Linked DNA regions of Homo sapiens: region 2 is linked to region 1. The links are chromatin contacts, found by Hi-C or POLR2A ChIA-PET in ENCODE. All regions are on one chromosome and are shown on one strand. The core of a region is the stretch at or near the end of the contact, and the rest is flanking DNA. Distances in the headings are between cores, read along the strand shown.

Evidence for each region. A loop is a pair of places that touch in the nucleus more often than their neighbours do. ChIA-PET counts read pairs that join two places held with the same protein, here RNA polymerase II (POLR2A). Pooled maps may share reads with other maps.
Region 2: a pooled map shows a loop between it and region 1 (6-fold over the local background). The contact joins the promoter of ZMAT1 here to the promoter of ARMCX4 in region 1. A Hi-C loop is called at or near these places in 2 of 37 single-sample maps with no recorded cell type and 6 of 50 pooled maps. POLR2A ChIA-PET finds 5 or more read pairs at or near these places in 1 of 52 experiments (CD4-positive, alpha-beta T cell).

What each region holds. Positions count from the first base shown.
Region 1 is chrX:101,482,724-101,487,271 of GRCh38, forward strand. ARMCX4 (armadillo repeat containing X-linked 4) reads left to right here and starts at 2,733. Exons shown (of 6, transcript NM_001256155.3): 1 at 2,733-2,807; 2 at 3,300-3,369; 3 at 4,470-4,548.
Region 2 is chrX:101,930,111-101,934,658 of GRCh38, forward strand. ZMAT1 (zinc finger matrin-type 1) reads right to left here and starts at 1,917. Exons shown (of 6, transcript NM_001394560.1): 1 at 1,607-1,917. The coding sequence starts at 1,898. RefSeq lists an enhancer at 1,696-2,196.

The DNA of each region.
Region 1 (4,548 bases), core at 1,483-3,982:
TTGTACTCTTGTGGGATTTGTATGTAAAGTAAACAGCAAATATTAAAACACCCCAATTATCTTTCCACTGGGATACACAGAGCTAACTCCATCAGCCACATTGTATAAATATAACATGAGTTATTTAATCTCTCCCCTATCAATAGCCATTTTATGTTGCGTCAGGCTTTTTTTTTTTTTTTTTTTTTTTTTGACAGAGTCTCACTCTGTCAGCCAGACTGGAGTGCAGTGGCGTGATCTAGGCTCACTGCAACCTCCATCCCTTGGGTTCAAGCCATTCTCCTGACTCAGCCTTGCAAGTAGCTGGGGTTATAAGCGCCTGCCACTGCGCCCGGCTAATTTTTGTATTTTTAATAGAAACGGGGTTTCACCACGTTGGCCAGGCTGGTCTTGAACTCCTGACCTCGTGATCCACCTGCTTCGGCCTCCCAAAGTGCTGGGATTACAGGTGTGAGCCACCGTGCCCGGCTGCGTCAGTTTTTTCAAACCTTACAAGCATTGCGAAAAAAAAAAATTCTAGTAAATATATCTTTGTGAAACTGTGTAGGCATATAGGTTGGCTAAATTCCAAGGAATAGAATTATTGGGTCAAAGAATTTGTGAAATATTATAGTTATCATTTAATAGAGTTTGCCAAATTGCCCTATATAAAAAGCTTGCATCAATATCTGCCTCCAACAGAGTAGAGGAGTGCCCATTTCTTGACAAACCAGTCAACAATATTATCAAGTTTCTAAACTTTGAGAAAATCATACTTGAAACATGGTAAGGCATAGTTGCTTTGATTTGCATTTCTTTGTTTGAGCATCTTTTCATATGTTTATTAGTAATCTATTTCTTTTCTGTGAACAAATCTGTTCATGTCTTTTGGCACATTTTTCTATTGGGTTGTTTATCATTTTACTAATGATCTGTAAGAGCTTTTAGATTATTACAAGTTAGCCTTTTGACAGTCAATGTTTATGGTTTTTTTTTTTTACTTTACCAAAGTTTAAAATTTGTATGCAATTAATTTATCAATATTTTCCTTTGGTGGAGAAAGTAAGTTCGTCACTTTCAATTGAGTTCTGAAAAGCCATTAGTAAGATTGTAAGGCACTAGGACTTCCTTTCTTGGCTCCTGAAAGGGCCTCCTCCACACAGGGGCCCCTCACAGTGGAGCCCCTCCCTCTGGGGTGTCCTATTTCAATGTTCTAAGAAAGAGGCTGCCTGGAGGGTCTATATTTGGAGTATGACTCCTCAGCGGGGACAGGTGGATGCGTGGGGACTAACTTCTGCATATTTGGTCCCTGAGTTTTGGGATTATTCTGAGGGGCTTGTATGGGAGGTGCAGTGAAGTTGTAACACAAGGCAGGACATGAAAAAACTTCTTTTTCTTGGCAATTGCTTGGGATCCTGTACATTGCCCTTCCACTTGTGAGGGAAAAAAATAATGACACGGACATCAGGTGTGTTGCAGTGATTCACAGTCATCCACAGACCCTCACCACCATCTCCACTGGAAAATATTGAACACTCGCCACTGCTAGGGTAGTATGTAGTACATGAATGGCAGACACCGGCGAGATCTCAAGTGTTACGACGGATGAAAATTCCACCTGTTAAGTCTCCTTTCCATCCAAGCTCTAGCAGTTGGTTGTTCCATGGGTGTGGTGAGGCTGATCTGATTACATGCTTATGTAAAATCCAAATAAAGCCCCTTGAATGGAAAACAGGTTAATTTGGGAAGTCACTAGTAAAGCAGGTTAATTTGGTAAGTCACTAGTAAAGCACTAGGCTCATCAGGAGTTGGGTCTTAAATATATCCTCTAGAAGTCTTCTCTGAAGAAGGTCTTAGACACCTGAAAAAAGATGCTGAGTTCAGCCAGAACTTCAAAAGTTACAAATCACCTGTGTAAAATTGTCAATATTAGAAAACGAAATGTCTTTCCAAAGATTAACTTATAGATCATATTGAATACGTGCTGGTTTTGTTTAGGACAATTTTGTATTTAAAATGTCAAGAATTACTAGTCAATTTTGAAAGCTGTAAAATAGTTTGCAGTAACAGAAGACATTTTAAAATGTGGCACAAAATAATGTAAACAAAAGAATGAGTCTTTTGTTATTTTTACACCCTGAATATTTTTTGTGTCAAATGAAAATGGCTATACTGTATTTTCTGATTACAATATTAGAAAAGAATGTCATATTAAAAGAAAAAAAAGGAACACGAAAAAGAAAATTAAAGCTCTACTTGCACCTTCTGCTTTCCTTCCTGATACCCCCTTCCACAGCCCATTTGGTGCAGGCATTGTACTTAGAGAGGGCAGGTCGTGTAGGGGGCGGGTGGGGAGTGCTGGTCTTATAGTCTAAGAGAGAAATAAGTGATTACTCAAAGAAGAAACATAAAAGGCCACAGCCAAGGGCCGGGAGTGGGTAGGGGGATGCAGACCCTCCCCTGTAACTGAAGATGGGTAAACTCCAACCACAAGGCGATGATGCCACTTGTGGGCCCTCAGATTGGAGAGGACGGAGATGAGTGACAACGCGTGCGCACTGGGGCACCGAGCACAGACCAGAGAACGGGGATGTCTGTGCGTGCGGAGTGGAGGAGGGGGGAGTTCCTGGTGACTGGCCGCCGGCCCTTGGTGGGTGGTAGGGGGTGCTGGGGAGGAGGGCGAGCTCGGCGGTGACGCGCGGTCCTCACGTGACCCGGAGCTGCAGAGCTACGCAGCCTTCGTTGCAGTCGTCACTCGCATCTGGCTACCAGCTCCCCGCTGCCCTGCGCTCGGCGGGCTGGCATCGGGCCCGGGGAAAGCGGAGCAGGTAAGGGCCCTGGGGCCCGCGCGCCCTGGCCAGGCCGGCAGAAGCTCACTGACCCCGGCAGCGGTTACGGGGCTTGAGGGGGCGGTGGTCTATGCTGCCTCAAGTTCGAGGAGCCTTTGCCTCTGATTCTCCCTAGCCCCCTTGCCCCCGCCTACATCTGTGCAGGCGAACCGTGGGCTTTGATTTGTGGGGAGATTGTCTCTGCCAGAGGGAAATACAGAGATTGAGATGCCCATCGCTCTAATCACTGGCCACACATGTCCGCTCGCTTCCTGCTCAATTTAGTGGAAGGGATGCGCCACGGTGGCGTTTGCAGAGAAAATGGTGGGCCTTAGAGACTGGACGGTGGGGTTGGTAAGGGTGGTGTCTCAGACTGTGGGGAGGGACGTTTGATAACCAGGTTCCTGAACCCGGAAAGGCGAGTATTGGGATCTATGTCCTGGGCTCTAGACCAACACTAAGTGGTTTTACTCTCTCCTGTCTGTCGGACAGTAGTTCGGTGTAGCACTGTTTGCGGCGAGGAGAAAGGAAGGAGAGGAGAAAACTGCACTGGATCAAGGAGGTTAGTGTGAGTACAGACACTATCTAAACCATTGGAGTTCCATATGAATTCTATGACAGGAACTTAGGTGCGGCTGTCTGAATGGGATGTGGGGTGGGGCTAGCTTGGGGACTTTCCCTAAACTGCATTTTACTTACCAAGCTTAGGACTTTTAAATTGTATGTTGAAGACCAATGAAGACAGCAAACTTTTCTACAGATGCTTTTATTTGCATTTCAGATAATATTGAGAAAAAGATAAATTATATTAAAGAATATTATTATTATTATTATTTTTTAGATAGCCTTTGGTGGGGAAGGATAGTGATTTTGTAGAAGCAAAAGGCTTCCCCTATAGCTTTTCTCTTCTGCTGGAGACTCCTAGAGATAGGTTGAAAGGGACGTGGACAGCAGTAGGTTGTGGTTCTAGAGTATGGGATCTGGGGTCTCCCATCTCTCCTGCCATCCTTCAGTTTTCCAGATCCCTCTACCTACCTGACCATCTTGGTGAAGGAAATGGTGGGCTTTTGGGGAAATCCCTAGAACCCTACAGGTGGTTTTAAAATAATTTGCCTTGTTGGGCCTAGTAGCTCTTGCCTGTAATCCCAGCACTTTGAGAGACCCAAGCAAGAGGATTGCTTGAGCTCAGGTGTTCAAGACCAGCCTGGGCAACATAGCGAGACTTCATCTCTACATATAATTTAAAAATTAGCTGGGTATGGTGGCACAGTCTGTAGTTCCTGCTACTTGGGAGGCTGAGGTGGGAGGATCTTTTGAGCCTGGGAGGTCGAGACTGTGGTGAGCCATGATCTTGCCACTGCAATCCAGCCTGGGTGACAGAGTGGGGCTCTGTCTCAAAATAAATAAAAAATAAAATAAATAAAATAAAATAAAATAAAATAAAATAACGTGCCTCTGTCTGTTGCCTTTTACTTTTCCTGCCTCCCTTTTCCATCCTTCCCATTTCAGTGCTGGGGAAGCCCCAGGCTTTTTTTTTTTTTTTTTTCTGCCAGCAAATGGGTCTCTAAATCCAGGCAGGCAGGTACAGGGACCTATGTCTTAGATGGTAAGTGTCACAAGTACTTAACATCCACTCTCTTCTTTTTCTCCATCTGTTCCAAGGTCTTCCCATAGGCCTGCAGTAGGGCTGTTTACCATTGGAAGCAAGGGAAAGAGGAGGAGATCAATCTAGAAGCATGGA
Region 2 (4,548 bases), core at 667-3,166, 450 kb after region 1:
TAAAAGATACTGCAAACAAACCAGTTGCATCTCCAGGCAAAAAGCCATATTTTTTTTTCCACGAGATACTGGTCTTAAACCTTACTGTGAACAGACGATGAGAGCCAAATTGAATTGTGATCTTGATGCCTATAAAACTGCTCTTGCCTACTAGCTGGTTATGGACATAAAGGTTGATATAAATTTTTAAAATCCAGATTTCATGTTTCCATCCATTAAGGCTGATTGAAGACACTAAATGGAGTCTTTCAAAGGTTGACTTTAGTAAGAGAGTTGATAAATAAAACATTACAGTGTACTTCTAACTTCCATATTTAATAAGTGGCATTTATGTAATGTGCCTATACAAATATTGTAAGGGATTTTTTTTCTACTTTGCCATTCCTCCAAAGTGAAAGGTGTGAAAGGTTATGGAATAGCACACAGGGATATATCATTTAAGAATGTGAAGAAGAGATTATTTTTATGCGATAATTTTAATGGAGTATCTTCCTAAGAAAAAGGAACTTACTTTCCTCTATTTTGGTGTCCACAATCTTTCACTTTGGAGGCAAGTTAGCAACATAAGGTAACACAGCAAATTCTGGAAATTAATTACGAAATTTACATGGCAAAATGCTTTACTGGGATGCTCTGCAGTGGAATGGTCTCCACCAGCTAAGAACATTTCCCAAACTGCTTTAAAACACATTTCAATGGCAAATTTTACAGTTTGCTATTAGTAGGCTGTTTACAAGTATACAGAACTTTGTGTGAATACCGCTTATATTGATACAGTCAAGAAATATCTTTTTATGTTAGGAGTAATATGTGTTGGTAGGTACAACAGAACTTATTAAAGCCAAACCACCTTAAAGATGGACCTGTAAATCTTGCTTTACTAGGTCACATCCTCAAATAGCCAAAGAAAACTCTCCAAAGTGATTCCTGAAATCTGTACTTCTGCCACACTCTCTTCCTCTCTTTCCCTAGTAGAGTCCCCTCCACCAGACCTTACCTTCCTAAAATCCGACAGATCCTACTTTAAAGCTCAAGTATACACTTGTAACCTGCCCAAATTTCTAACGCCATCTCTCTGTAAATATTCTACTTCTAGTTTCTACACTGCAGGACGTTGAACACCAAAGGGGGTTTACTCCCCCTTATTTCTTCGGTATTTCCTCTTTTATCTCCGCCCCTTTCTCCATCGGTCCCCGTTCCCTTATCCTTGACCCTCTTGGCCCACAGCACTTCTATCTTGCCTCCTCTCTCTTCCAAATCACACCTCAGCTTCCTACAGCACACTAAGGTGTCCTGGCTGGGAGAGAAATTATGTGGTATTTTTTTTTCCCTTCAAACTCCTGCCTCATGAGTACCTGCAATTCTTTTGCCTGGGGGCCCCCATCCTTTACAGGTGGGAGAGGTAGGGAAGGCCCTCTCTGCTTCAGTCCATCTTGCACACTCGGGGCTAATACGGCGGGGCGGGGCGGGGCGAGCTTGGCCTTTACTGCGCCACGGCAGGTGGGGGTGGGGCAGTGGCGAACCGCGCCCAGCCCAATCTCGGACGGGCTGAAGAGAGGCAGCGAAGGAGATGGGGCCGCCCCCGCACCCCGGGACGGGAACTCACCTTCTCTGAGGCAAGGGCGGGTGTCTACTTTAAAACTACTGCCCCCCCTCCCCGCCGCCGCCATAGTGGAGCCGCCAAAGCCGCCGCCGCCGCCGTCGCCACAGCCACCGGCAGGCGGGCAGGCAGGGGCGGAGGTGGCGGAGGAGGCAGGAACAATTACTGCCGCCGCCGCCGCCGCCGCCGCCGCTGCCGCGCAGGCGGTGTAGGAGGAGGAGGAGGCGGCAGAGACGGTAGCTTCCTGAGGGGAAGACTCCGCCGCCAGCGGGGTGACTGTGCTCGGCGCCGCCGCCATCGCAGCGAGGCGCGCGGACAATTGCACTTGCGTCTCGATTCCGTTAAGCTCCTTTAGCCCCGCCTTCCGTTAGCCCCACCCCCTTTGTTCCTCTTTTTAACGCTTCAGCTCGAGCCTCGTTCTCGCTCCTCAGTCCACCAATCGGAGAGCTTTAAGCCCGCCGGCCGTTTCCCCCTCCCCCACTGCCTTGCGTCACCCCACCTCCCTTTGGAGGGGAAGCAACGACGGCCAAGGGCAAAGGGCAAAAAGCGCGGGATGTGAAAGCACGTGGGCCTCGCACAGTGAGGCTTCTTTGGAGATCTAATCTAAAACCAATTTAAGAGGAAAAAATGTCTGGAAACTATTGATCTCACCTCCAAAATATCTCTGAAATATATCTTCACCTGGCTTTTTTTTTCTCTTTCTTTTTTTTTTTTTTTTTTTTTTTTTTTGAGGGAGAGTCTCGCCCTGTAGCCCAGGCTGGAGTGCAGTGGTGCGATCTCACTCACTGCTACCTCTGCCTCCCGGGTCCTGGTTCAAGCAATTTTGCCTCAGTGTCCCGAGTAGCTGGGATTACAGGCATGTGCCACCATGCCCAGCTAATTTTTGTATTTTTAGTAGAGATGGGGTTTCACTATGTTAGCCAGGCTAGTCTTGAATTCCTGACCTCATGATCCACCTGTCTCGGCCTCCCAAAGTGCTGGGATTACAGGCGTGAGCCACCACGCCCGGCCCCTGGCTTTCTTAAAGCACTTAGTACAGAGAATAGAACAGAAGCTTTCATTCTGACACATTGTTTCCGTGGCCTCTTAAAGGACTGCCTATCTATCGATCTGCCCATCTTAATTACAATAACTTCCTGTGAATTCAGCACCCAATAGAAGTACTAGAATATTACTGATCACTTAAATCTCATCTTGTCCCCCCAACCTCTCCTCTCAAAGAGACCAATATCCTGATTTATATTTATTATTTCTTTGCATTTTAACATATATTCTTATCACATAGATATGTGCCTAAATAGTGTTGTTTAGTTTTGATTGTTTTCAATTTTCACAAATATTTATATCTTTTTCTAGGTAGCATTCTGGGACTTGTTTCTGCTTTTTTTTCCCTCAAGCAATACTCTTACCTCAGCCTCTGGAGTAGCTGGGATTACAGGAAGGAGCCACCATGCTTGGCCTGGGACTTGTTTCTTTCACGTAACATTCTAAGATTCATCTATGTTGTTGCTTGTAGCTGTAGTTATGCACTGTCGATGCTGTAGGATATCTCACCCTTTTCCTTATTGATGGGCACACCTCCTGGTGCCTTTGTGCAAGTCTCCCTTAAGTATTCTCTCCTTTCCAGTCTTAGATCCGTTGCTGTATTTCAAGTCCTCATGATATATGGTCAGACGTATGGCATCCACCCCACTGGTCTTCTTTCCTCTGATCTCAATCCCTCCAATCTATTACCAAGTTGTTGCCAGTCGTCACTGGCTGTCCAGTGCTTATTGGACAAAGTCAAAAGACACAGTTTTGCCCTGTTAGTCTCCCCATTCACCTCTTTGACCTCATCTCTTTCCACTGTCCCCATCTCTCCCCTCTGCTTTTACTTTGATTTAGCAATCCCTAAATCTTCTTAGATTCCTGTGAAGACCGCCAGGCGCGGTGGTTCACGCCTGTAATCCCAGCACTTTGGGAGGCCGAGGCGGGTGGATCACGAGGTCAGGAGATCGAGACCATCCTGGCTAACACAATGAAACCCTGTCTCTACTAAAAATACAAAAAAATTAGCTGGGCATGGTGGGGGGCGCCTGTAGTCCCAGCTACTCAGGAGGCTGAGGCAGGAGAATGGCTTGAACCTGGGAGGCAGAGCTTGCAGTAAGTCGAGATTGTGCCACTGCACTCCAGCCTGGGCGACAAAGCGAGACTCCATCTCAAAAAAAAAAAAAGATTCCTGTGAAGACCATGTTATTTCATGATGTAATGTTACTATATATGTTCTTCTCTCTTCCTGAAACACCTTTTCCCCCACATTAGGCACTTGCCTAATGAAATCCTATACACCCTTAGAAACCCAGACAACACATCACCTCACCAAGTAACCTGTTCTGTCTCTCCTTAGAGTTAATTTCACCTTCTTCTGTGCTACATCTATATCTGGTGTGTATTTTTATTGTAATGAATTATATACTTTGTACTTCTCAAGAACCTGGGACCATTTGAGACAAAAGACAGCGTCTTATTTTCCATGACTCATGCTCCAGCCCAGTAAAGTCCTAGGACAGAAGTTGAAAGGCAGGGATCCCTAGGCCCAGGTCTCTAAGTCCCTAGATCTGGCTTATGATATGTTTTCTTCTACGTACACAATTGTTTATTCATGACCTCATCAACATTTGAAAGGGGTATTTCATGCAAAATAAAAGTCTCTTAACAACATGAAGATTTGGCAGTACTGGCTGTGCATTCCTGAATGGCTACAGTTGGCTAGAGCTGAATAACCAGTTAGAGAGACTTGGAGTTCTGGGCTTTTAAACACTTATCTTTATGTTGTTTTTTGTGGTTCAATAATTTACCCAAGATTACCTGAGTCAATGGGTAGCTTCTCTAGACTTCTACCTTGTCCTTATGTAAGTTAGATCAAATTTTACTCGTTAAGGAAATTACTGGATAGGCCAGACACAAGA